Linked DNA regions of Homo sapiens: all the other regions are linked to region 2. Evidence: chromatin loops called from intact Hi-C (ENCODE). Cell type or tissue: PC-3. All regions are shown on one strand. Region 1 overlaps VCL (vinculin). Region 2 has its middle 32 kb from the start of VCL. Region 3 holds the start of PLAU (plasminogen activator, urokinase).

The links. Hi-C counts contacts between places; a loop is a spot of excess contacts. Peaks named below come from ENCODE experiments on the same cell type or tissue, not always from the same donor. Only the 100,000 strongest peaks of a DNase experiment are listed, where the experiment ranks them.
Region 1: it touches region 2 in a loop (4-fold over the local background); 8 of 110 quality-filtered maps call a loop at or near these places.
Region 3: it touches region 2 in a loop (2.3-fold over the local background); 8 of 110 quality-filtered maps call a loop at or near these places.

The regions. Positions count from the first base shown.
Region 1 is chr10:74,031,415-74,039,414 of GRCh38, forward strand. All of the region lies in intron 1 of VCL (vinculin), which reads left to right. LOC124902455 (a long non-coding RNA gene) reads left to right here. Exons shown (of 2, transcript XR_007062197.1): 2 at 1-2,701. Among named protein-coding and RNA genes, the nearest start is that of VCL, 37 kb to the left of the region's middle. RefSeq lists an enhancer at 3,283-3,412. In PC-3, a CTCF peak has its summit at 4,164 (motif pointing left); a DNase peak (open chromatin) is centred at 4,157.
Region 2 is chr10:73,962,191-73,970,190 of GRCh38, forward strand. No RefSeq gene overlaps it. Among named protein-coding and RNA genes, the nearest start is that of VCL, 32 kb to the right of the region's middle. RefSeq lists enhancers at 1,909-5,779, 3,801-4,385, 4,386-4,971, 4,972-5,556 and silencers at 3,921-4,215, 6,101-6,395. In PC-3, no CTCF peak of the experiment used is centred here; DNase peaks (open chromatin) are centred at 3,281, 4,101 and 4,903; H3K4me3 peaks cover 1,035 bases; H3K27ac peaks cover 2,176 bases.
Region 3 is chr10:73,905,263-73,913,262 of GRCh38, forward strand. PLAU (plasminogen activator, urokinase) reads left to right here and starts at 5,870. Exons shown (of 11, transcript NM_002658.6): 1 at 5,870-5,956; 2 at 6,263-6,350; 3 at 6,779-6,806; 4 at 6,953-7,060; 5 at 7,662-7,836. The coding sequence starts at 6,294. C10orf55 (chromosome 10 putative open reading frame 55) reads right to left here. Exons shown (of 5, transcript NR_160938.1): 3 at 7,781-7,813; 4 at 6,938-7,022; 5 at 4,707-6,833. RefSeq lists enhancers at 3,346-4,545, 3,901-4,851, 4,101-4,150, 7,769-8,000 and a silencer at 5,817-6,416. In PC-3, no CTCF peak of the experiment used is centred here; DNase peaks (open chromatin) are centred at 209, 1,529, 2,749, 4,009 and 4 weaker places; H3K4me3 peaks cover 4,098 bases; H3K27ac peaks cover 8,000 bases.

The DNA of each region.
Region 1 (8,000 bases), 69 kb after region 2:
AAAATGACGACCTTTTCTTATACCATACACAAAAATTGACTCCAAATGGATCACAGACCTAACTATAAGAGCTAAAACTATAAAATTCTTAGAATAAAACATGGGAGTAAATCTTCATGATCTCAGGTTAGATGAAGCCTTCTTAAGTGTTACACCAAAAGCACAAGTAGCAAAAGACAAAACAAAACAACAGGAAAAAAGCACAAGCAACCAAAATCACAAACAACAAAAGAAGACAAGCTGGGCTGCAATCCCAGCACTTTGGGAGGCCCCGCAGGCAGATTACTTGAGCCCAGAAGTTCGAGATCAGCCTGGTCACCATGGTGAAACCCTGTCTCTACAAAAAATACTAAAAATTAGCCGAGTGTGGCCCGGCACGGTGGCTCATGCCTGTAATCCCAGCACTTTGGGAGGCCGAGGCGGGCGGATCACCTGTGGTCAGGAGTTCCAGACCAGCCTGACCAACGTGGAGAAACCCAGTCTCTGCTAAAAATACAAAATTAGCCAGGCGTGGTGGTGCGTGCCTGTAATCCCAGCTACTTGGGAGGCTGAGGCAGGAGAATCACTTGAACCTGGGAGGCAGAGGTTGCAGTGAACCAAGATCACGCCATTGCACTCCAACCTGGGCAACAAGAGCAAAACTCCATCTCAAAAAAAAAAAAAAAAAAAAAAAAAAAAGCCGGGTGTGGTTGTATACACCTGTACTTCCAGCTACTCAGGGGGCTGAGGTGGGAGGATCACCTGAGCCTGAAGAGGTAGAGGCTGTGGTGAGCTGTGATCATGCCACTGCACTCTAGTCTGGGCAACAGAGACTCTGTTTCAGAATAAAAAAAAAAAAAAAAAAAAGAAAAAGGAAAAGACAAGCTATATTTTAGTCTTAAATTGGCCTTTATCAAAATTAAAAGCTTGTGCTGCAAAGGACACTATCAAGAAAGGGAAAGACAACCCACAGACTGGGAAAAATATTTGCAAAAGATAAATAACTCAAAATATTGGCAAGGGGCCAGGCACAGTGGCTCATGCCTATAATCCCAGCACTTTGGGAGGCCGAAGCAGGCAGATTACCTGAGGTCAGGAGTTTGAGACCAGCCTGGCCAACATGATGAAACCCTGTCTCTACCAAAAAAATACAAAAATTAGCCAGGCATGGTGGCTCATGCCTGTAGTCCCAGCTACTTGGGAGGCTGAAGCAGGAGAATCGCTTGAACCCGGGAGGCGGAGGTTGCAGTGAGCCCAGATTGCACCACTGTACTCCGGCCTGGGTAACAAAGTAAGTCTCGGTCTCAAAAAAAAAAATATATATATATATATATATATTGGCAAGGTATCTGAATAGACATTTCTCAAAAGTAGATATATAAATGGTCAATACACCCATAAAAAGATGCTCAGCATCATTAGCCATCAGGTCAAAACCACAATGAGATACCGCTTCAGTAGGAGGGCTGTAATTAAAAAGATAATAACAAGTGTTGCCAGGGATATTGAGAAGTTGGAACCCTCTCATGTAGCTGCTGCGAATGTTAAATGGTTTAGCCTCTTTGGAAAATAGTCTGGCATTTCCTCAAATGGTTAAACATAGAGATACCATATGACCCAGCAATTGAATACCTAGGTTTATAACCAAGAGAAATGAAAACATGTTCATACAAAACCTTGTACACTAATGTTTATAGCAGCATTATTCATAATAGCCCAAAAATGAAAACAACTCAGGTGCCCATCAACTGATGAATGGACAAAATGTGATGTAACCATACAATGAAATATGATTTGGCAATAAAAAGAAATGAAGTACTGATACATAGCACAGATGAAAGAAGCTAGTCACTAAAGAGCACATCTTATGTGATTCTATTTATATCAGATATTTAGAATAAGTAAATCTGTAGAGAGAAAGTAGATTAGTGTTTACCTAAGATTAGGTGGTGGTGAGGAAGGGTTAGGGCTAAATGGGGGTGGTGTTGACTGCTAATAGTTACTAGGTCTCTTTCTGGAGTGATGAAAATGTTCACAAATCAATTGTCATGGTTGCACAACTCTGTGACTGTCTTAACGACACCATTAACCTCTCTGTGGCAGTTGACACTATTGACTGTTCCTGAAATTCTTCTGGCTTTTATGACAGAGTTCTATTGATCCCCCTGCCCCTATCTCTGATATTTTCTTTCCAGCTTTTTTCACCAGCTTGTTCTTCCACCAGCTACTTATCTGTTGGTGGTGTTGGGTCGTGATTTCATTCATTATCCATGGCTTTTAGAACGTCTGAGTTGCCTGTTACTTGTGAATCAATTTTTCTAGTCCCGGTAAGTGAACTGAGGAACCATCTTTTCAGTTGCTTATTGGACAACTCCCTCTGAATATCCCAGTGCTAATTACTTTCCCTCTCAGAGCTGGTTTTCTTCCTATGTTACCAATTGACCCAGTCACTTGAGCCAGGGGCTGGGAGCCATCCTAGATTTCTGTCTCACCCTCCACATGGAGTGTCATGTGGCTGCCTTTTTTACACCTGCCCTCTCATCTCCATTCACACTGCTGCTGCTTCTGCTACAGTTAATCTGTAGTTTATCTTTCACTAAGACTGTAAGCTCCATGAGATCTGGGGCCATGTGTGTTTTCTTCATCACTGTCTGTAATGCTTGGTACATTGCATGTTATGTAAGTAATATTTGTTGATTGAATAAATGAATTCACAAATGAACTTGTCTTCCGAGTTTTCTTCGCTCTGATCCATTCTTGCTGCTGAATTTTTCTGTTTGAAATGCAGACCTAACAATGTCTTTTACTTAGAATAATTAAATAATTCCCCATTGCTTAGAGGATAAGTCTATTGCATTGCATACAAGGCCCTCCATGATGTGGCCCCTTTCTGCTTTTCCAATTTCCTGTCCTCTCCACATCTCCTCTCTACCCAGTACCCCATTTTCCAGCTATGTTTCCTGAGCTGGCCATGCTTTCCCATATCTTGCCCTATTAACTAGAAAGCCCTCCTTTTTACCTTGAATTCCATTACTTCTGGAGAACTCTTATTCTGCCTTCCTAGAGTTTCTCTTCCTCTGTGAAACTTCCTGTACCTCACCTACGCAGAGCAGAAACTTGGTTGTAACTCTACTAGAGCATGCATTACACTGCATTGCCTTATTTGTTTAAGCATTTGTCAACGAACAACAAGGACTGAGTCTCACTTTTGTATCCCCATCACACAGTGACAGACACAGTGCCTCCCACATGGGAAGTACTCATTAAGTGCTTGATTAAATGAATAAGTTGGAAATCAGAGTAGATTAGAGAGTTTTAGTTTTTCTGGATGTGGCCTCTTAAACACTGAACTCTGGCTGGCCATCTGTGAATGATGTACAAAGGATATCAGTGAGGGGTGGATGGATCACAAGTTCATCACCACCCCAGAAAAACAATCAAAAGCATTGCTGATGATGGGTCACTTACATTATTATTATCCTTGTATGACTGAGGCCTGGTACTGGGCACAGCTGCAATCAGAATGGTTGTTCAGTATAATGGATTGATCAGGCTAACTGTTATGCCATGACATTGATTTGAGCCACAGTAAGTACAGGCAAATGGGTACACATTCTTAAGTCTGGTCACAATCAGTTGGTCACAACCTATTGTCTAAATACATTAAGAACATCTTCCTACCACATTTTTAATGTAATGTTCTTTAGTTACGACTTACATTGTACAAATAAGTAACACAAGTCTTCTCAGCTTTGTTTTGTCTTTCTGTTTTCTTGTACTTAGTCTAGCTAAGGGAGACATCTACATTAACATATTTTTTAGTCTAGGTAGTGACTTGAACCAGCCAACCTTTTTTTTCTTTCTTTTTTTTTTTTTGCTGGAAAGAAACCAAATCTCTCTACATTACCAAACCAAATCGAGTAGATTGTGATGAAAGGAGTAATAATAACAACAGCAGAAGACAAAAGGCCTCTCACATAGAATTTTGAACTAAAGTCACATATTGAACAAAGGATATTTAAATTAACTACTGAACAAAGTAAGAGCTCTTCAAAAGAAACAGAGCTCCCTGCCAAGCCCCCTAAAAATGCCCCCAGGCCTCTTATTCATTCACTACCATTATTTCAGTTTATATCTAAAGATGTTTTATTTCTTATCTCATTCTCTTCCCACCACCTAGTGGACACATAGTTGGCACTTACTGCTTGTTTATTGAATTGAATGGAATCTAGCCCCAAGAGTTAAAAGCTATTCTCTGAAGAAGAAAATAAAAGAGAAATAATTTTGTCAGTGAATAGAAATAACAAGTCTGAGTTTCTCTCGGCAATGGAATAAAGTTAGGAAGGGATAACACGTACAGTTGGCTCTCTGTATCTGTGGGTTCCACACTTCTGCATTTAGCCAACTGCGGATTGAAAATATTCAGAAAACAAGGATAGTTGCATCTGTGTTGAACATGTACAGATTTTTTCCTTGTCTTTATTCCCTAAACAATACAGTATAACAACTATGTACATAGCATTTATATTATATTAGGTATTATAAATAATCCAGAGATAATTTAAAGTATGTGGGAGGATGTGTGTAAGTTATATTCAAATACTATGCTGTTTTATATAAGAGACAAGCATCTGTGGGTTTTGGTATTTGAAGGGGGTCATGGAACCAATTCTCCATAGATACCAAGAGACATGACTATATTTATTATAAAGTTAGATTACTCCAAAAGGGTTGTTTTTAAATACTGACCCAGAGAAAGCTAATTAGACTATAACTAAGATCTGTTTGTTCTTTTCTCTGTTTTTGTTTTTGTTTTTTGTTTTTTTTAGACGGAGTTTTGCTTTTGTCGCCCAGGCTGGAGTGCCATGGCACGATCTCGGCTCACTGCAACCTCTGCCTCCCAGGTTCAAGTGATTCTCCTGTCTCACCCTCCCGAGTAGCTGGGATTACAGGCGCCCACCATCACGCCCGGCCAATTTTTATATATTTAGTAGAGACAGGGTTTCACCATGTTGGCCAGTCTGGTCTCAAACTTCTGATCTCAGGTGATCCACCCGCCTTGGCCTCCCAAAGTGCTGGATTACAGGCGTGAGCCACCGTGCCCAGCCACTCTGTTTTTTTTTAACCCTTTAATCCATAGGACTTTTTTCAGAAGGAATAAGATCTATTTTAAGGCATAAAAAAAATGAGGCATCAGACAGATGTGGTGGCATGCACCCGTATTCCCAGCTACTTGGGAGGCTGAGGTGGGAGGATTCCTTGACCCCAGCAGTTTGAGTCCAGCCTGGGCAATATAGCAAGACCCCATCTTAAAAAAAAAAAAGTAAAAAAGAAGCATTTGTTGATTCTTACTGACCTGTTTGCAAAGTTGTAGTCTACATTGGGAATCATATTTCTCCATACTAAGTTGACCTCGAAGAATAACATTTTCCCACCAGCTATGAAGATTCCTGTTAGTTAACAAAAGACATTTTGTGAATTAATCCCTTTCTTGTTTGTTCTACTTTTTTTCTTTTTCTTTTTTTTTTTTCTTTTGAGATGGAGTCTCGCTCTGTCACCCAGGCTGGAGTGCAGTGGCCCGATCTTGGCTCACTGCAAGCTCTGCCTCCCGGGTTCGCGCCATTCTCCTGCCTCAGCCTCCCGAGTAGCTGGGACTACAGGCGCCCGCCACCACGCCCGGCTAATTTTTTGTATTTTTAGTCGAGACGGGGTTTCACCGTGTTAGCCACGATGGTCTCCATCTCCTGACCTTGTGATCTACCCACCTCCTGACCTTGTGATCTACCCACTTACGCCTGGGATTACAGGCGTAAGCCACCACGGCTGACTGTTCTACTCTATTTTTATTTGGAAAAGATGGGTGCTATGGAAATTTTCTGTTTTGATGGTGACAGGAGAGTACAGGAAAATGCATTTTCTGTCATCAATGGGTTAATGGCTTAAAAATTAAAGATTTGTCTTTGGTTCTCCTAGACAGGCTTTGCCAGTTGTTCTCAAATAGGACATACCTTTCTGCTTCTGTAGATCTTTACAAAGTGGTTCTTTGGAAGTTCTCGACTTGTTATTTTGGTGATAGAACACTAAATTGTAAAGATCTAGAACAGAGGATGACAATCTTTGAATAAATGGGCAGGTCAAGGTAACATAATCCTCTCTGCCTTCACTTAGCATACAAAGTCCTGAACTAACTGAACTTTCCTTTCTAGCCTCATTTCCTCTGCTGAAGCCACACCAGCGTGTCTTTCTAGTCCTGGCCTCCTTGTACTCGCATATCTGACTGAACCTTCTTTGCCTGTGCTCTTCTCTTTGTTTGGGCTGTCTGATTCTTCTCTACTGGGCAGCTTCTCCTTTCCAGGCCTGGCTCCTTTTTTCTAAAAGACCACATAGGAAAGGAATAAATGAAGGTTATAGTAGCTGTGTGAAGAATGAATTGGAAGAGTCTGGAGCAACAAGACCAGTTTTAGGATACAGTGAGGGTCTCATGGATCTGTGCTGCCTGATATGGTAGCCACTAGCCGTAGGTGGCAATTAAAATGAAATAAAGGTAAAAATTCAGTTCTTCAGTTATACTGGCCACATTTCTTTGTTTCTTTTTCTTTTCTTTTCTTTTTTTTTTTTTTTTGAGACGGAGTCTCGCTCTGTCGCCTAGGCTGGAGTGCAGTGGTGCGATCTCAGTTCACTGCAACCTCCTCCTCCCAGGTTCAAGCAATTTTCCTGCCTCAGCCTCCCAAGTAGCTGGGATTACAGGTGCCTGCCACACCCCTGGCTAATTTTTGTATTTTTAGTAGAGACGGGGTTTCGCCATGTTGGCCAGGGTGGTCTCGAATTCCTGATATCAGGTGTTCCACCCGCCTTGACCTTCCAAAGTGCTGGGATTACAGGCATGAGCTATTGCACCTGGCCTATGCTGGGAACATTCCAAGTGGTCAATACTCACAGGTGGCTAATGGGTACTGTATTGGGCGGCACAGATTAAATAGAATATTTCCATCATAAAAGAAAATTATTTGGACAGCACTGCCAAAAATCAATTCCCCAAGAAAAAATGGCATTCATTCTATATAGTCATGTTTTATGTGTTGTACCTTAAAAACAGTGCCGTTCGTTGTCCCTAATCTAATTCTAGCCAGAGTGTATTGAGCAATCATGGATACTATTGCTTCAAGTATGAATGCAGCTTAGAATAACAAAATCACATTTAGTGTTTATCACTTAAGTATTCAAAAATAGCATTTAAATAAATGCCCTTGAATATATTTTTAATTATCCATTTATCTTTCCTTACCTACTCCTACTCTTACAAAGAGGCATCAATTAATTACATGCCATTCAGTTTTTAGTAATTACCTCTACTGAGGTCAGAATATATGCTATTTACAAAACTGTTTTAATGTTTTTGCCTGGTGTAGCCATGATTGCTTTATCTTTGGATAATAACTGTTTGCCATATATCAGCCTTCTAGCATTGCTACCTTTGAAGGCTTTTTATTTCATTGATTTAGAAGTGATTTTTTTTTTTATTTTTTCCTTTTTTTGAGACGGTGTTTTGCTCTTGTCACCCAGGCTGGAGTACAGTGGCGCGATCTTGGCTCACTGCAACCTCCGCCTCCCAGGTTCAAGCGATTCTCTTGCCTCAGCCTCCGGAGTAGCTGGGATTATAGGCATCCGCCACCACGCCCAGCTAATTTTTGTATTTTTAGTAGAGACAGGGTTTCGCCATGTTGGCCAGGCTGGTCGCGAACTCCTGACCTCAGGTGATCTGCTCTCCTCGGCCTCCCAAAGTGCTGGGATTTATAGGCATGAGCCACCACGCCCGGCCACGTGGTTTTTATTTCTTTACCTCAGTCTAGTCTTCATCCCCCACCCCACCCCACCCAGTCCAAGAGCAAGTCCTAATAATATTTCTTCCGTAAAAAGGTAACACAATTCTATTCTTTTCTCCATTTCTGTTTTCACTACTTAAGTAGTGAAACCTTAAGTCACTACTATCACTCTCCCGGCTGACTGCAGTAGCCTCCCTG
Region 2 (8,000 bases):
CTTGAACCTGGTTTTTACAAATTGTAGTAAAATACACATAACAAAATTTAGCATTTTGTGATATCTTTTTTTTTTTCCAGAGAAAGTATGTGCTTGTGTGTGTGTGGCAGGGAAGTGCTGGTTAGTGGGAAGTGGGAAGGAAAGATGGGTTTCCCTGAGTCCCTAACTAGCTTCTGTCATGGCCTGCCTTGATGTGACAAGCATTCGCTCTGCTTGCTCAGCTAAGGTTTCATGACCAGGCAGGGAAATGCCACTGCCCTTTAAAGTGAGCCCCTCCATTAGCTAAGGGTGGTTCTCCATCCCCCTGAAGCTAGGCTGGCCCAGATGACAGGAGCTCCTGTGAGGTCCAGAAGTGCCATTGAATCCAGGTTTTGCTACAGTAACTTCGCTCCCCCAACTCCCAGAATACACATATACAACCTGGCCTGTGTCCATCTTTGTCCCCAAAGCTTCCCTCCTCATCAGCAGCCATGAGAAAGACAGGATTATAAATGCACCAAGGGCTTTAAATGGGACTACAGTAGTAGGATCAGTTTTGCTCTCTGAGTGATGGCATGCCTGTGTCTTCTAGGCTCACTGGGGCAAGTGGTTCTTTACTTGGCTCCAGCACCAGCACCATCTGGAGGGGCAAAAGAACCCACAACGCTTTTTTTTATTTTTTTTTTTTTGAGACGGAGTCTCGCTCTTTCGCCCAGGCCAGAGTGCAGTGGCGTGATCTCGGCTCACTGCAAGCTCCGCCTCCCGGGTTCACGCCATTCTCCTGCCTCAGCCTCCCAAGTAGCTGGGACTACAGGCGCCCACCACCTCGCCCGGCTAATTTTTTGTATTTTTAGTAGAGACGGGGTTTCACCGTGTTAACCAGGATGGTCTCGATCTCCTGACCTCGTGATCCGCCCGCCTCGGCCTCCCAAAGTGCTGGGATTACAGGCATGAGCCACCGCGCCCGGCTTTTTTTTTTTTTTTTTTTTTTTTTTTTTTTGAGACAGAGTCTCACTTTGTTGCCCAGGCTGGAGTGCAGTGACACCATTTGGGCTCATTGCAACCTCCACCTCCCGGGTTCAAGCGATTCTCATGCCTCAGCCTCCCAAGTAGCTGGGATTACAGGCATGTGCCACCACACCTGGCTAATTTTTGTTTTTTGTTTGTTTGTTTTGTTTTGTTTTGCTTTTTTGAGATGGTGTTTCACTCTTGTCGCCCAGGCTGGAGTGCAATGGTGCGATCTTGGCTCACTGCAACCTCCGCCTCCCAGGTTCAAGCGATTCTCCTGCCTCGATCTGCCAAGTAGCTGGGATTACAGGCATGTGCCACCACGCCCTGCTAATTTTGTATTTTTAGTAGAGACAGGGTTTCTCCATGTTGGTCAGGCTGGTCTGGAATTCCCGACCTCAGGCGATCCGCCCGCCTCGGCCTCCCAAAGTGATGGGATTACAGGTGTGAGCCACTGCGCCCAACCAATTTTTGTATTTTTAGTAGAGTTGGGGTTTCGCCATGTTGGCCAGGCTGGTTTCGAATTCCCGACCTCAGGTGATCCGCCCACCTTGGCCTCCCACAATACTCCCAGAGTACTGTGAGCCATCGTGTCCAGCCTTGCAACTCTTAAATATGCTCGTGGGAGCAGAAGCTATGCTCCCTGACAGAAGAACCTGTCCCTCACAATGCAATTGGAGAGAATTTATTGAGTGCTTACTGTGTGCTTGGGATGGTGCATCCAGCAAAACACCTGAGCCTCTTGGAGACCAGGAGAGTGGACTCAGTCCCAAGTGCAGATTCCTTGAGCTAGAGCTTTTAAAGGAGAGGAGAAATCGGATAAATTGCACTGGACAATTCATTCACTCTCTTTCTGGAGGTTTAACCAACCCTAGATTTTATTCTACTGAAATCAGGATAAAACCAGGCATATGTGTATAAAGAGAGGTCTGGAAGCATGATAACAATGATTATCTTTAAGTAGTGGGTTGCAGTTGATATTTTTCTATTTCTTGTACCTCTCAAGGCAGCACATGTAGCTGACGCACACAACCTTTGGAGAGCAACCACCTGGGTTTATTTTTTATTTTTATTTTTTATTGAGATGCAGTCTTGCTCTGTCACCCAGGCTGGAGTACAGTGGCATGATTTCAGCTCACTGCAACCTCCACCTCCTGGGTTCAAGCAACTCTCCCACCTCAGCCTCCTGAGTAGCGGAGATTACAGGCGCCCACGACCCGCCTGGCTAATTTTTTTGTATTTTTAGTAGAGACAGGGTTTCACCATGTTGGCCAGGTTGGTCTTAAACTCCTGACCTCGAGTGATCTGCCCGCCTTGGCCTCCCAAAGTGCTGGGATTACAGGCGTGAGCCACGGCGCCCAGCCTACCACCTGGGTTTAAATCTCAGCTTTGCATGTACTAGCTGTGTGGTCTTGGGCAACTTACTTCACTTGTATGAATTTTAATGTTCTTACCTGTAAATAAGGATGATAATATACTTACTTCATAGGGATATTGAGAAGTTTGAATTAAACTATGCATTTTTTTTTAAGAGTTAGGGTCTGGCTCTGTCACCCAGGCTTGAGTGGTGTGCCCCGTCATAGCTCACTGCAGTCTTGAATTCCTGGGTTCAAGCAATCCTCCTGCTTCATCCTCTTCAGTAGCTGGGACTATAGACATGTGCCACTATGCCTGGCAAATTTTTTCTGCTTTTTGTAGGGATGGGGTCTCACTATGTCGCCCAGACTTGTCTCAACCTTCTAGCCTAAAGCCATCCTCTTGCCTTGGCCTGCCAAAGCTTTGGGATTATAGACATATGCCATGGCCCCTGGCCAAAATGATGCACATTAAGTGCTTTAGTATGGTGTCTGATGCAAAGAAAATGCTTTAAATGGGAATGATTATTATTATATTTTTATATCATTGGGTTGTTTTTCTTTTCTTTTCTTTTTGAGATGGAGTTTTGTTCTTGTTGCTCAGGCTGGAGTGCAATGGAGCAATCTCGGCTCAACGCAACCTCCACCTCTGGGATTCAAGTGATTCTCCTGCCTTGCCTCCCAAGTAGCTGGGATTACGGACATGCGCCATCACGCCCTGCTAATTTTGTATTTTTAGTAGGGACGGGGTTTCTCCATGTTGGTCAGGCTGGTCTCGAACTCCCGAACTCAGGTGATCCGCCGCCTTGGCCTCCTAAAGTGCTGGGATTACAGGCATGAGCCACTGAGCCCAGCCTTTTTTTTTTATTTTTATTTGAGACAGAGTCTCACTCTGTGGCCCAGGCTGGAGTGCAGTGGGACAATCGTGACTCACTGCAACCTCTGCCTCCTGGGTTCAAGCAGTTCTTCCTGCCCCACCCTCCAGAGTAGCTGGGATTATAGGCAACTGCACCACCATGCCCAGCTAATTTTTTTATTTTTAGTAGACACGGGGTTTCACCATGTTGGCCAGGCTAGTCTCGAACTCCTGACCTCAGGTGATCCACCGGCCTCAGCCTCCCAAAGTGCTGGGATTACAGACATGAGCCACTGTGCCCAGCCCCAATAAAGGTTTTTTAAGGAGAAGAAGCACAAGGACGGCACAGAAGGGAAGAGAGTTTGCGGGGGTGGAGGGGCTCAGCCATAGCAGGAGGGGGAGGTGGAATACTGCCCCCTCCCTCCTGGTTCAGACACAAGAAAAATGACCCCAATCGCTGTGTTCTGGGACAGCTCTATTTCTTAGAGAATCCTGGGGCACCCTGGCTACCAGGAGGTTTCTCACCTGGTTCAGGGTGACCCAGCTAGCCCAGCACAAGGCTTGTATCATCTCGTCCAATTCAGAAGTGCTGTGCCTGTGAGTACTGCTCTAAACGCCTCTAAAGGTCAGTCCCTCTTTGGCCCCTGATGCTGGGGATACGTTTTACTTTCAATCAGACATTCACTACCATGACATAATCAAGCTAACTCTAGAAAAGTGCCTTGGGATGTTGGCCTCCCTTCCCTTCCCTGCAGTTGTTCCTTCTCCTTTAAGTGGCTGCTGGCTCTGGCCCTCCCCGCACACACCACAGGTTTTGCCTTTTGTCACACTGAGCATGCCTCCTGCACCCTTGCTGGGGCACAGATTCTCCCATATTTGGGAGTAAGCCGGAGACTCGGCGGCATGTGGGTTTCTGTTTAAAATTCCAAAGCCAGCAGGGCGTATATTATCCATTTCCTCAAATCCAACATGTTGTAAAGCATGAGTCAGAGTCGGATAAGCTTCTTCCCAGGGGAAGTTGTGTCAGTTGGTTAGCGAATGTAATTAAACACAGATAATGTTCACTGGCATTAGCTGCAGATTAATGCAGAAGAAAACAAAATATCCATCTTGATTTTGCAATATTCCTGCCAAGATAACACAACTTCTCCAAGTTTCCCTGATCAGAGAAAGCAGCCTAACTTTCAAGCAATTTGAGGGGCACAGGAAGCCCATTCAATCAACACTCTCCTTCCCACAGAAATGAAGAATGCAGGCCGGGCGCAGTAGCTCATGCCTGTAATCCCAGCACTTTGGGAAGCCGAGGCGGGTGGATCTCCTGAGGTCGGGAGTTCGAGATCAGCCTGACCAATATGGTGAAATCCCATCTCTACTAAAAATACAAAAATTCGCTGGGCTGTGGTGGTACTCAGGAGGCTGAGGTGGGAGAATCGTTTGAACCCAGGAGGCATACGTTTCAGTGAGCCGAGATCGCACCACTACACTCCAGCCTGGGTGACAGAGGGAGACCCCATCTCAAAAAAAAAGAAAAAAGAAATGAGGAATGCAGATTTTAGGACCTTTCACGGGGAAGCACATATATTCAAATTATTCTTAAGGTATTTTTGTGGGGAAGGGGGTTACATGTTAGCTAATATCAATAAGAGTTATTTTATCTGATTTAATTCATCATCATCACCCGGGGCCAGGTGGTGACAGCAGACTTCAGGTATGGAGGGTATTAGGCTTCTTATGCTTTGCATACCAATGGGGCTTTTAGGGGTTCGCTCCAGGACCCAGGAAGGGCTGAGCTCTGGAAGGGCTGAGGGAGCAAAAGGACCAAGAGGGAAGTCAGGGTGGGTCTAGAGGGCACTGGAAACCCATGTGTTCTTTTGCATACCCAAGCCTAGAGAAGCCCTTTCCACAATCATGGAAATCACAAAATAGAATGCCCATACTGGGAAGGGGCCAGGCGTGGTGACTCATACCTGTAATCCCAGCATTTTGGGAGGCCAAGGCAGGCGGGTTGCCTGAGCTCAGGGTTTGAGACCAGCCTGGGCAACATGGTGAAACCCCATCTCTACTAAAAAAAAAAAAAAAAATACAAAAATTAGGCAAGTATGGTGGTGCACGCTTGAATCCCAGCTCCTCGGAGGCTGAGGCAGGAGAATCGCATGAACCTAGGAGGCAGAGGTTGGAGTAAGCCGAGATTGCACCACTACACTCCAGCCTGGGTGAGACTCCGTTTCAAAAATAAAAAGAATGCCCCAATACAGGGAAGGCCGTTGGAGGTCATTTAGTCAACTCCTCTTCAGACACCAGCACACTGAGGCCCAGAGAGGTTAAGTCATTTGCCCAAGTTCACCCTGCAAGGGGAGAGTTGAGACTTAAGTTTTCTCTTTTCATCTTTCTAACAAGCTGCTGCTGGTCACAGTTTCCAAGAGTGACAGGAGCGGACACTCAGGTCGATCCCACTGGCCCACCCTGCAAATACCTACTTGGTCTTGTATTTTCAAATGTAACCTCTCCTCAGGGTATTAAAAGCAATGCTAAATCATACCCAAGGAAGTATACTGTCCTGCCACTCAGGCCTCTTCCAACTTCAATGATATGAACAATCTAAAAATGTGTATTTTCTTAACTCTAGTAAAAAGTGTGCTAAATTCCATATAACTGAGATTCAAAGCTTATTGCTAACTAGAACAGCTTCTGGGGTTAAAGAAAAAGGAATTCGTGAATGTTCTTTTAACTCTCTGAGCATTGCCCTGCCCCCACCACCTTCCACTTGAAGGGAAGTAGCTAGGAATATACCGGATCTTTTTGGTGTTTGGCTGGGTTTTAGTGTTTTCGAGTGCCCCTTCTGATGTAGGTCAAGGCATTTTGTTTATCTTAAATGTGAGATTGTATTCTTTCTGCCCAAATAGGATGGAAAAGACTTTTCCAAATAAGGAAGTTTTGCCAGAGTGTGTGTGGCCCAGTTAGCAACTGTTGCCGCCGTCCTCACTTAGGGGAGTACAGTAGCTCCACTAAGCTGGAAAGCATTTAGGGACTTATTAGCACTTCTGCACAGCCAAACCACTGAGGGGCGGGGGTGCTGCCAGCAAGTGGTTGTGACAACCAGGGACATGAAAAAAATGTGTAGAAAAGACAAAGTTTGGCTTTTGCATACACCCCTACCCTCTCTACCTCCTTCCCAGCCCGAGTTGGCTCTCAACTCAGGATAGAAGGAGGATGCTCTGATTCTCTAGAATTAAGTAAATTTAGGGTAAAATCCCAGCACTACACATACAATCTGCTAAATGGCCTTCAGTAAGTTACTTTTTGAGCCTTTTCCTTTCTTTCTGAGTAAAAATAATAGTGCTTAGCTCATGTAGTTGTTATGAGGAGTAAATAACCTAATCAAAGTAATGCATGTAGCACATTCTAGATTGACCCTAAAATTACTCCTTTCCTATCCTTTTTCAGTACCTTCTCCACTATCAGAACCCCTTAGTTTGTGCTGATTGTACTTAAACAGAGATTAAGAGGAACAGGAAAGCTTGTATTAATTTATGCTCAGAGGCCAGGTGCAGTGGCCCACGCCTGTAATTCCAGCACTTTGGGAGGCTGAGGCGGGCGGATCACCTGAGGTCAAGAGTTCAAGACCAGCCGGGCCAACATGGTGAAACCCCGTCTTTACTAAAAATACAAAAAATTAGCTGGTCGTGGTGGCGGGTGCCTGTAATCCCAGCTACTTGGGAGGCTGAAGCAGGAGAATCACTTGAACCTGGGAGGCGGAGGTTGCAGTGAACCAAGATCAAGCCGTTGCACTCTAGCCTGGGCAACAAGAGTGAAACTCCATCTCAAAAAAAGAAAAAAAAAAAAGAAAAGAAAACTAATTTATGCTTAGGTGTGAGTGACTAAAATAAGACATTTATTGGCCCATCTGCACTTGTAACTGCTGTGAACAGGGATGCTGTTTCAAGTGAAATGGAAAACTTTGTTGCAACATGGAGGGGTAATGGACTAAATGTTTATGTTTCCTCACAATTCATCTGTCAAAGCCCTAACCCCCATTGTGATGGTATTTGGTTGGAGATGAGGCTTTTTGGTGGTAATTAGGTTTAGATGAGGTCATGAAGATAGGGCTCCCATGATGAGATTAGTGTCCTTATAAGAAGAGGAACAGAGAACAGAGCTTGCTCCCTGGCAGTCGCTCCCTCCAGCCCACAACATGTGAGGATACATCGAGAAGGTGGATGTCTGTAAGAGGCAAGGAAGAGAGCCCTCACCGGGGAACTGAATTAGCCAACACCTTGATGGTGGAGTTCCCCACCTCTAGAAGTATGATAAATAAGTTCCTATTGCTTAAGCCACCCAGTCTTTGGTATTGTGTTATGGCAGGCAGCCAGGGACTGCATAGGTCTACGACGAGAGGACATATTGCAGTCTCCTTTCATTTATACCACTGTGCCTAAGTCCATCTACCCCTGAGGCCTACACAGTCACTTACGGTGAGAAGAGGCAAGTGTGCCATAAGAGGCTAAAGGAATCTGGAAACTTGATAAGCAGAATTACTCTTTTTCTTTCTAGACAGAATACTAATAGTCTTATTTTTTAAAACTGTGGAAAAACACATACTCTTTTAGATTGCTAAATTTGGATTGTGATATAGAGAGAAACTTTGACTTTGACAGAAGTTTCTTACCTGAACAGCAAAAGCCTGTTCCCAAGTCCATAGCCAAATGGAACATCAATTAACCCCAGACCAAGTAAATGTTATAAGTAGCCTTGATGTAAAATGGTGCAGCCATTTTTGAAAACAGTCTGACAGTTCTTCAAAA
Region 3 (8,000 bases), 57 kb before region 2:
CTATGTTGCCCAAACTGGTCTGATACTCCTGGGCTCAAGCCATCCTCCTGCCTCGGCCTCCCAAAATGTTGGGATTACAGGTGTGAGCCACTGCATCTGGCACTCTTCCTTTTCTTTAGTCCCTGCCACATTCCCCACCATCACTGTCTCCAGAGTAAACAAAGAACGCCCATGTAGATTACCCACATACTGTTCCTCCCATTCACTCTGCACACACACCTGCCTCCAGGGATCCCTGCTCCCTCTTCCCACAGATATTCATACATTTAGTCCTCTAGCAGCCTTCTCAAAGGAGACTGTCCCCTCTGCAGGACGTGGCTGCCTCCAAACCCTCCTCAGAGGCTCAGCAAACCAGAGAAAAGAAGCACCTTCTGCAGGAGGGTGGGCAAGATAGATTGAGGATGGGGATGGATGGTGATCGGGAAAAGGGAGGAGCTGAGGATTCAGAATAAGAAAGGAGAGGGTGGAAATGTGTCATGAAGTTCCTCAAAATCTGTGAATCCTGAATCTCATCATTTTTAGTGAATGAACTCAGATGATTCACTTCCCTTCATTAGCCTCTATTTTCCTCTCTGTGTAATGGAAGGGGAAGTGCTTGCTTTGAAGACAGAGATGCATATAGAATCCAGCACATAGAATCCAGCTTGGGAGAGCCATGAGCATGTGGAATTAGACATCATATGGGTTATGAATATTATGTTAGTTTTCTTCTGAATAGGATTTTTTCAGTATTTCAGCTTCTGGCTGAACATATATCCCTAAATATTATTGATTTTTTGGCAGTCTTCAGCAAGCCCACCATTTGCTGGTTAGTCATCCCAGTCCTTTGTTCCTGGGCATGCCCCTTTGCTTCTAGTTAAGCATCTATTGCCACCCAACATGGTAACCAGAACTCTGAGCAGAAGTTTTAGGACCAGGGCCTAACTTTGGTTCCTGGTGAGGGGCTCAGAATCCAGAAGGTCTGGTAAGCCATGACCAACACTACTTTTTTTTTTTTTTTAATGGAGTCTCGCTTTGTCACCCAGGCTGGAGTGCAGTGGCCCGATCTCGGCTCACTGCACCCTCTGCCTCCCGGGTTCAAGCGAGTCTTCTGCCTCAGCCTCCTGAGGAGCTGGGATTACAGGCGTGTGACACCACACTGGCTAATGTTTGTATTTTTAGTAGAGACGGGGTTTCACCATGTTGGCCAGGCCAGTCTCGAACTCCTGACCTCAAGTGATCCAGCCGCCTCAGCATCCCAAAGTGCTGGGATTACAGGCGTGAGCCACCACACCTGGCAAACTACTTTAAAGCAGTAAGTTCCTGACTTAGGTAATAACTGGGTTTGGGTCAGGGAGGGACAAAGAAAAATTTGGCCAAGACTCATGACATACATGCAGAAGTCTGAGCTGAGTGGCCTGGGTAGGCCTAGGAAGCAGGCCAGAGCTGGTAAGGCAGAAAAAGAGTGAGGAAGGTTAGGGGGGTCATAGCCTGATGCTGGAGGGACCAGCTTTAGTTCCCCTTTCATGGTGCTACTGACGACAGTGTAACCTCAGGGTTCAGCCCCTGGGCTCTTTGCTTTCCATGAGTAAGGAAGCAAGAATGCTGCCTCCCTCCACCCCTTCCACAGCCTGCTGGGGGCCTGCAGCTCCAGCAATCCCCCTATCATGTTACATGCCCAGAAGCGGCTTTCAGTGCCTGCCGTTGCCAGCTGGCTTCACCCTTCACACTAGACACTCAGGAAGAAGGGGTCCTTAGACTCAAGGAAGCTATGTGACCAGCATTCCGTACCTCCTTCCCAGAACTGTTGAAGAGTCCGTCTGCCCCATGTGTAGGAGGGAAAGAGGCGCTTCAGGCCACACAGGGACACAGACAAGAGGGAGAGGGAGTAAGCATAGGCAATGTGGGAGTGAACAGCACATGCAGCTGTGGGTCCAGCTGCCTGATTGCTGGGAACTGCTGGCCAAGGATACAGCATCCCCATTGGCCTGGAATCCTGGAATGGACTCCAGCCTGACTTGGTCTTCTGAGTCAATCCAGCCACAGTCAAAAAGGGGAGGCAGGCACTCGATGTAGGAATTACAGTTTACACAGTTCCTCTTCCTATCTCTAGCATCCAGAACTGCGCCCAGCACACAGTAGGTCCATGATAAATATGGAATGAATGAATACTTTTACATGCAAGCATGATCTCAGCCAATCTGCAGAGTGAGGCACAGGCTGGACAGGTGGATCACCTGAGGTCAGGGGTTCAAGACCAGCCTGGACAACATGGTGAAACCCCATCTCTACTAAAAATATAAAATTAGACCGGCATGGTGGCAGACACCTGTAATCCCAGCTACTTGGGAGGCTGAGGCAGGAGAATTGCTTGAACCCAGAAGGTGGAGGGTGCAGAGAGCCAAGATTGTACCATTGCACTCCAGCCTGGGTGACAAGAGCGAGACTCCACGTCAAAAAAAAAAAAAAAAAAAAAAAGAGTTAAGCAACTTGCCTAAGATCATTCAACTTTGATGTAGCAGACTGAAGGCTAGGCACTGTGGTCTTTCTATAGTGCCATGCTGAGCATTCTTCATATACAACACAGAATTGCATCCTATGACTCCATGGGAACTTCCTTTTGGGTCAGAAAATAGTCCTTAGGGGCTGAGTTTCCTGGACTTAGTCTCAGGGCCAGGTTTGGATACCCTGCCCCTCCCTGCGCATCTGGCATCTGCCTTCCCTTTTATGAGAATCTCCTGGAAAGGGCTTCTCCAGCAGTCTGTGTTGCCACATCTGACTCAGGAGCTCTGTACCCTTGAGACACAGAGGCAGGGGTTGGTGGCTTCACCCTAGGAGTCAGGAAAAGAATGAAATCATACACATTCAGTTCCTTATTCTCTTACCCTCAACAGAAATTTCAGACAGCCTAGACCACAGAGACAGTTCTTGGAATTCAGGCAAACAACTAATTTGTATTACAGCGGGTGCAACTTAAGAGCTCAGAGTCCATAGTCCGAGCAGTCTTTCTGGAAGGAGGTCTCCAAAGTCAGGAGGAGGGCTCCCCTGAGCTGGATCATCTTAGCTCACTGGCCCCTCCCTTCACAGCGTTCTGTCTTTTATGGAGACAGTGAGGTATAGCGCATAGGAACAAGGATCAGAAGACGCTGGGTTTTAGTGCTGGCTTTGCTGCTCATCAACTGTGTATCTTCTCTCCACTTCATTTTCCATATCTGCAAAATGGGAACAACAATACCAGTCTATATCATAAGGCAGTTATGAGTTTAAAGAGAAATGGTTTACATTAATGTGCCTTGAAGCACAAGACAGAAATACAATATAAAAAATATGGCTGGGGCCGGGCACGGTGGCTCACGCCTGTAATCCCAGCACTTTGGGAGGCCGAGGTGGGCGGATCACAAGGTCAGGAGATCGAGACCATCCTGGCTAACACGGTGAAACCCCATCTCTACTAAAAATACAAAAAATTAGCCGGGTGTGGTGGCAGGCGCCTGTAGTCCCAGCTAGTCGGTAGGCTGAGGCAGGAGAATGGCGTGAACCCGGGAGGCGGAGCTTGCAGTGAGCCGAGATTGTGCCACTGCACTCCAGCCTGGGTGACAGACCGAGACTCCGTCTCAAAAAAAAAAAAAAAAAAATATGGCTGGGCGTGGTGGCTCATGCCTGTAATCCCAGCACTTTGGAAGGATGAGGTGGGAGGACCCCTTGAACCCAGAAGCCCAGCAAAACCTTGTCTTTAAAAAAAAAAAAGAACTGTGCACAAAGATTTCAGAGAGTGCTAAAGATTAGCGCATGGATAAGGAAGTTCTGTGAAGAGTTGAAGTGCTAGGTGAAGAGGTGGCACGGGGGAGGAGGGGGCGGAAGGGGAGAAAGGGTGTCACGCTTCATAACGGTCTCCAAACCTCTTTGTCCAGGAGGAAATGAAGTCATCTGCTCTCAGCAATCAGCATGACAGCCTCCAGCCAAGTAATCTGGAGTCATGAGAGCTGCTAGGGGAGCAACATGAATCATGACGGTCCCTGGGAATTTCCTGATAACTAACCTGGGAGTTTCGGGGTAAGTCCTCAGGCTGCAGCATCTCTGTTTATGTTCTGGTCACGTTTATTTACAATTAATGGGTTCTCAAATCCAAACAAAACTGACCACAGTCTTCTAGAGGAAGTAGCAAGGTTGGCTCTGAAGCCTATAGCATCGCTGACTCAGTCTGTCCCCTGGAAGGCTGGCAGCTCAGCAAGCACAGAAGTCTCTCCAGAAGACAGTGGGTCACCTGCCTCCCAAAAGCTGAAAGGCTAACTTGTACTTTCCCCAGCAGGCAGCTGGCACCCTGAGCCCTCGGCTGGGGCAGAGCAAAGGAGCCTTCCTCCTTCCTACCTTCCTGGCACTCTCCCTGCCTTCCTTCTGTCACTCTCAGGTGGACCCAGACCCAAGGTCCAGATTTGCAAGGCAGGAAAATGCTGCAGGCCTAGGCTGGGAAAGGGCCCAAAGCCGCTAGTGGATTGCTGGGACTCAGCCTCCTCCTTCCCACTAAGAGAGCGAGTCCTACTGGGTTCAAAATGACCCCAAGCCCTGGTTCCTGACACTAGGGGAAAGAGATGGGGGTGACAGAATCACAGAATCCCTGCTATGTTCCTCCAAGTGTGCCCAGAGATGCGTGTGTGTGTGTGTGTGTATACACAAATGTCTGCTTATCCTCAGGCAGGAAGGGTGGATGCAGTCATTTACACATGGTCTGTTTTTCTGGAGGACAATTTTATTTGATAAACAATTGTTTCTATCTGAATAGAATAAACAAGGCTCTATGATGAAGTAAAACACTAAATACACATGCATTAAAAAATGCATAATTATCTTTTTGGAATGGGCTATACAGAGATGTGCTTTTTAAAATGTTAAGAGTGTAAAAGGACAAACAGTGAAAAATAAATCTTCCTCTTATTTTGTCCTCCAGTCTCCCAATTCCTCTACTCAGAGGTGAGAACAGAACTTCCACACCCTCCAGAACCTCCACAGTTAGAACTGTCTACATGTTTCCATTGTCTTTACTTTTATTCTTGCCTGCACAAATAAATGAATTGCTCATTATGGAAACTTCCCAAAAGACCCGTTAACACTTCAATAGGAAGCACCAACAGTTTATGCCCTAGGACTTTGTTCCCACAATCCTGTAACATCATATCACGACACCTAACCCAATCCTTATCAAGCCCTGTCAAAAACGGACTTTAAACCAAGCTGCAAATTTTCAGTAATCTGGCCTTGCCTTTCCCCCTCTGATAGCACCATCAAACAAACCCCCTTACTGCCGAAAGCAATAAGCCCGGCTTTGTTCCATCCACTGGTTGTGTTGGTGATATCTGGGGACTGCCACTGAACAGACGCACAGAGGGAGCCCCTACAGGCAGGGGTTTTTCTGTCTGTGCTTCTGGGAGAGTATGTCTCGTACATTTGTCGCGTTGATGAAGACTTCACAGCTCCATCAGCTGCGGGCAAGGGGGTCTGAGGCAGTCTTAGGCAAGTTGGGGCCCAGCGGGGAGAAGTTGCAGAAGAACTGATTAGAGGACCCCAGGAGGCTTCAGAGCTGGGCGAGGTAGAGAGTCTCCTGTGCGCCTTCTCTCCTCTCTGCAATTCGGGGACTCCTTGCACTGGGGCAGGCCCCCGGCCAGGTGCATGGGAGGAAGCACGGAGAATTTACAAGCCTCTCGATTCCTCAGTCCAGACGCTGTTGGGTCCCCTCCGCTGGAGATCGCGCTTCCCCCAAATCTTTGTGAGCGTTGCGGAAGCACGCGGGGTCCGGGTCGCTGAGCGCTGCAAGACAGGGGAGGGAGCCGGGCGGGAGAGGGAGGGGCGGCGCCGGGGCGGGCCCTGATATAGAGCAGGCGCCGCGGGTCGCAGCACAGTGCGGAGACCGCAGCCCCGGAGCCCGGGCCAGGGTCCACCTGTCCCCGCAGCGCCGGCTCGCGCCCTCCTGCCGCAGCCACCGGTGAGTGCCGCGGTCCTGAGATCCCCGGGCCGGATGCGCGGCGGCCCCAGCTCCCGAGCGTCTGCCTCCCCCGCCCTGGGCTGCCCGGGCTCCCTGGGCTCCCCGGCGGCTGCACGGAGTCAAGGCGCCCCGTCCCGGGCGTCCCCCGCGGGTGCCGATCCAGGCTGCCCGGAGTCCGGAGCCCAGAGAGGAGAGAGACAGCTGGGGAGCCTGGTCACCGCGGGCATCTCCCCTGCGCTGCAGTCGCCCGCCTGGCCTGCCTTCCCGTTCCTCCGCCTCTTGCCCTGACTTCTCCTTCCTTTGCAGAGCCGCCGTCTAGCGCCCCGACCTCGCCACCATGAGAGCCCTGCTGGCGCGCCTGCTTCTCTGCGTCCTGGTCGTGAGCGACTCCAAAGTGAGTGCGCTCTTGCTTTGACTGATGCTGCCCAAGGACCTCTGATCAGCACCAGGGGAGAGGAGGGGCTGCTCAGGGAGCTGGGGTCCTCCGGATTCCATCCACAGCAGGGCCAGACTCTCCCCAGGAAATGGGACAGGGTGGCAGCGGAGGCTTGAGAACCACGGGGGTTGGCACTGGCTGGCAAGGGAGGAAGAGGCCGCCGGGACTGCCCCAGCCTGCGGGCATCTGGTAGATGAAGCTTGCTTGGGTCAATCCATTTCTCCTGGCTGGAAACCCATGGTCTTCCATTTGAGAACTAGATACGAACAGGGTGAGGCGAGAGGGAGAGGGAAGAGTGGGTTTTGGGATTGGGGCCAGTTTACCCTCACCCTGGAGTCCCTGGAGCATGGGACCTTTGATGAAGCCTCCTCCCGAATCTCTTCCAGGGCAGCAATGAACTTCATCAAGTTCCATGTGAGTATCCACCCCTACAACAGTTGGCTGCACAGACAAGTTGGGAAGGCTTCAGGGGACATCCCCTCCCTGCCCTCTGCTGCAGGGCTGCGCCACCCCTTACCACTTCCACTCCCCCTCGCTTACCCCACCTTTGTTCTCTCCAGCGAACTGTGACTGTCTAAATGGAGGAACATGTGTGTCCAACAAGTACTTCTCCAACATTCACTGGTGCAACTGCCCAAAGAAATTCGGAGGGCAGCACTGTGAAATAGGTATGGGGATCTCCACTGCAACTGGGAGAGAAATTTGGGGACAGGGAGGGATGGGTGGGAGGCAAGAGCAGGCAGGAGTTAGGAGCTGGAGGTAGGGTGGGTGACATCTTCATCCCTATGTGACAAGCATAAACACACACACACGCTCACGAAACAGTGGCCACACAAATGTGAGGTGGGGTTGGAAGGAGACCCTGTCCAGTCTTCTGGCAGGTCTGAAACGACATCTTTAAAATGTCCGTTGGCAGCCGGGCATGGTGGCTCACGCTTGTAATCCCAGCATTTTGAGAGGTCAAGGTGAGTGGATCATTTGAGGTCAGGAGTTCAAGACCAGCCTGGACAACATGGTGTAACCCTGCCTCTACTAAAAATGCAAAAATCAGCCTGGCATGGTAGTGGATGCCTGTAGTCCCAGCTACTTGGGAGGCTGAGGCAGGAGAATTGCTTGAACCTGGGAGGCAGAGATCTCAGTGAGCTGAGATCACACCACTGCACTCCAACTGGGCGACAGAGCAAGACTCCATCTCAAAAAAAAAAAATAAAAGTTAGTTGGAATGTTCTTCTCTTTCTCATATTCTCTCATCCTCCTGTCCCCTTGTAGATAAGTCAAAAACCTGCTATGAGGGGAATGGTCACTTTTACCGAGGAAAGGCCAGCACTGACACCATGGGCCGGCCCTGCCTGCCCTGGAACTCTGCCACTGTCCTTCAGCAAACGTACCATGCCCACAGATCTGATGCTCTTCAGCTGGGCCTGGGGAAACATAATTACTGCAGGTGAGGTGGGGGCAACAAGGACCAAAAGCCCTCCCTACAGCTTCCCAGAAACCTTGTTACCATCCCCTTCTCCCAGAGGGCTGGCCATAGCACAAGAGAAGTGCGGCCTCTGGTTGAGTCTTCCCTGAGGGGAGGAGGCAGGGAAGGCCCTCTGGGTTGGAATG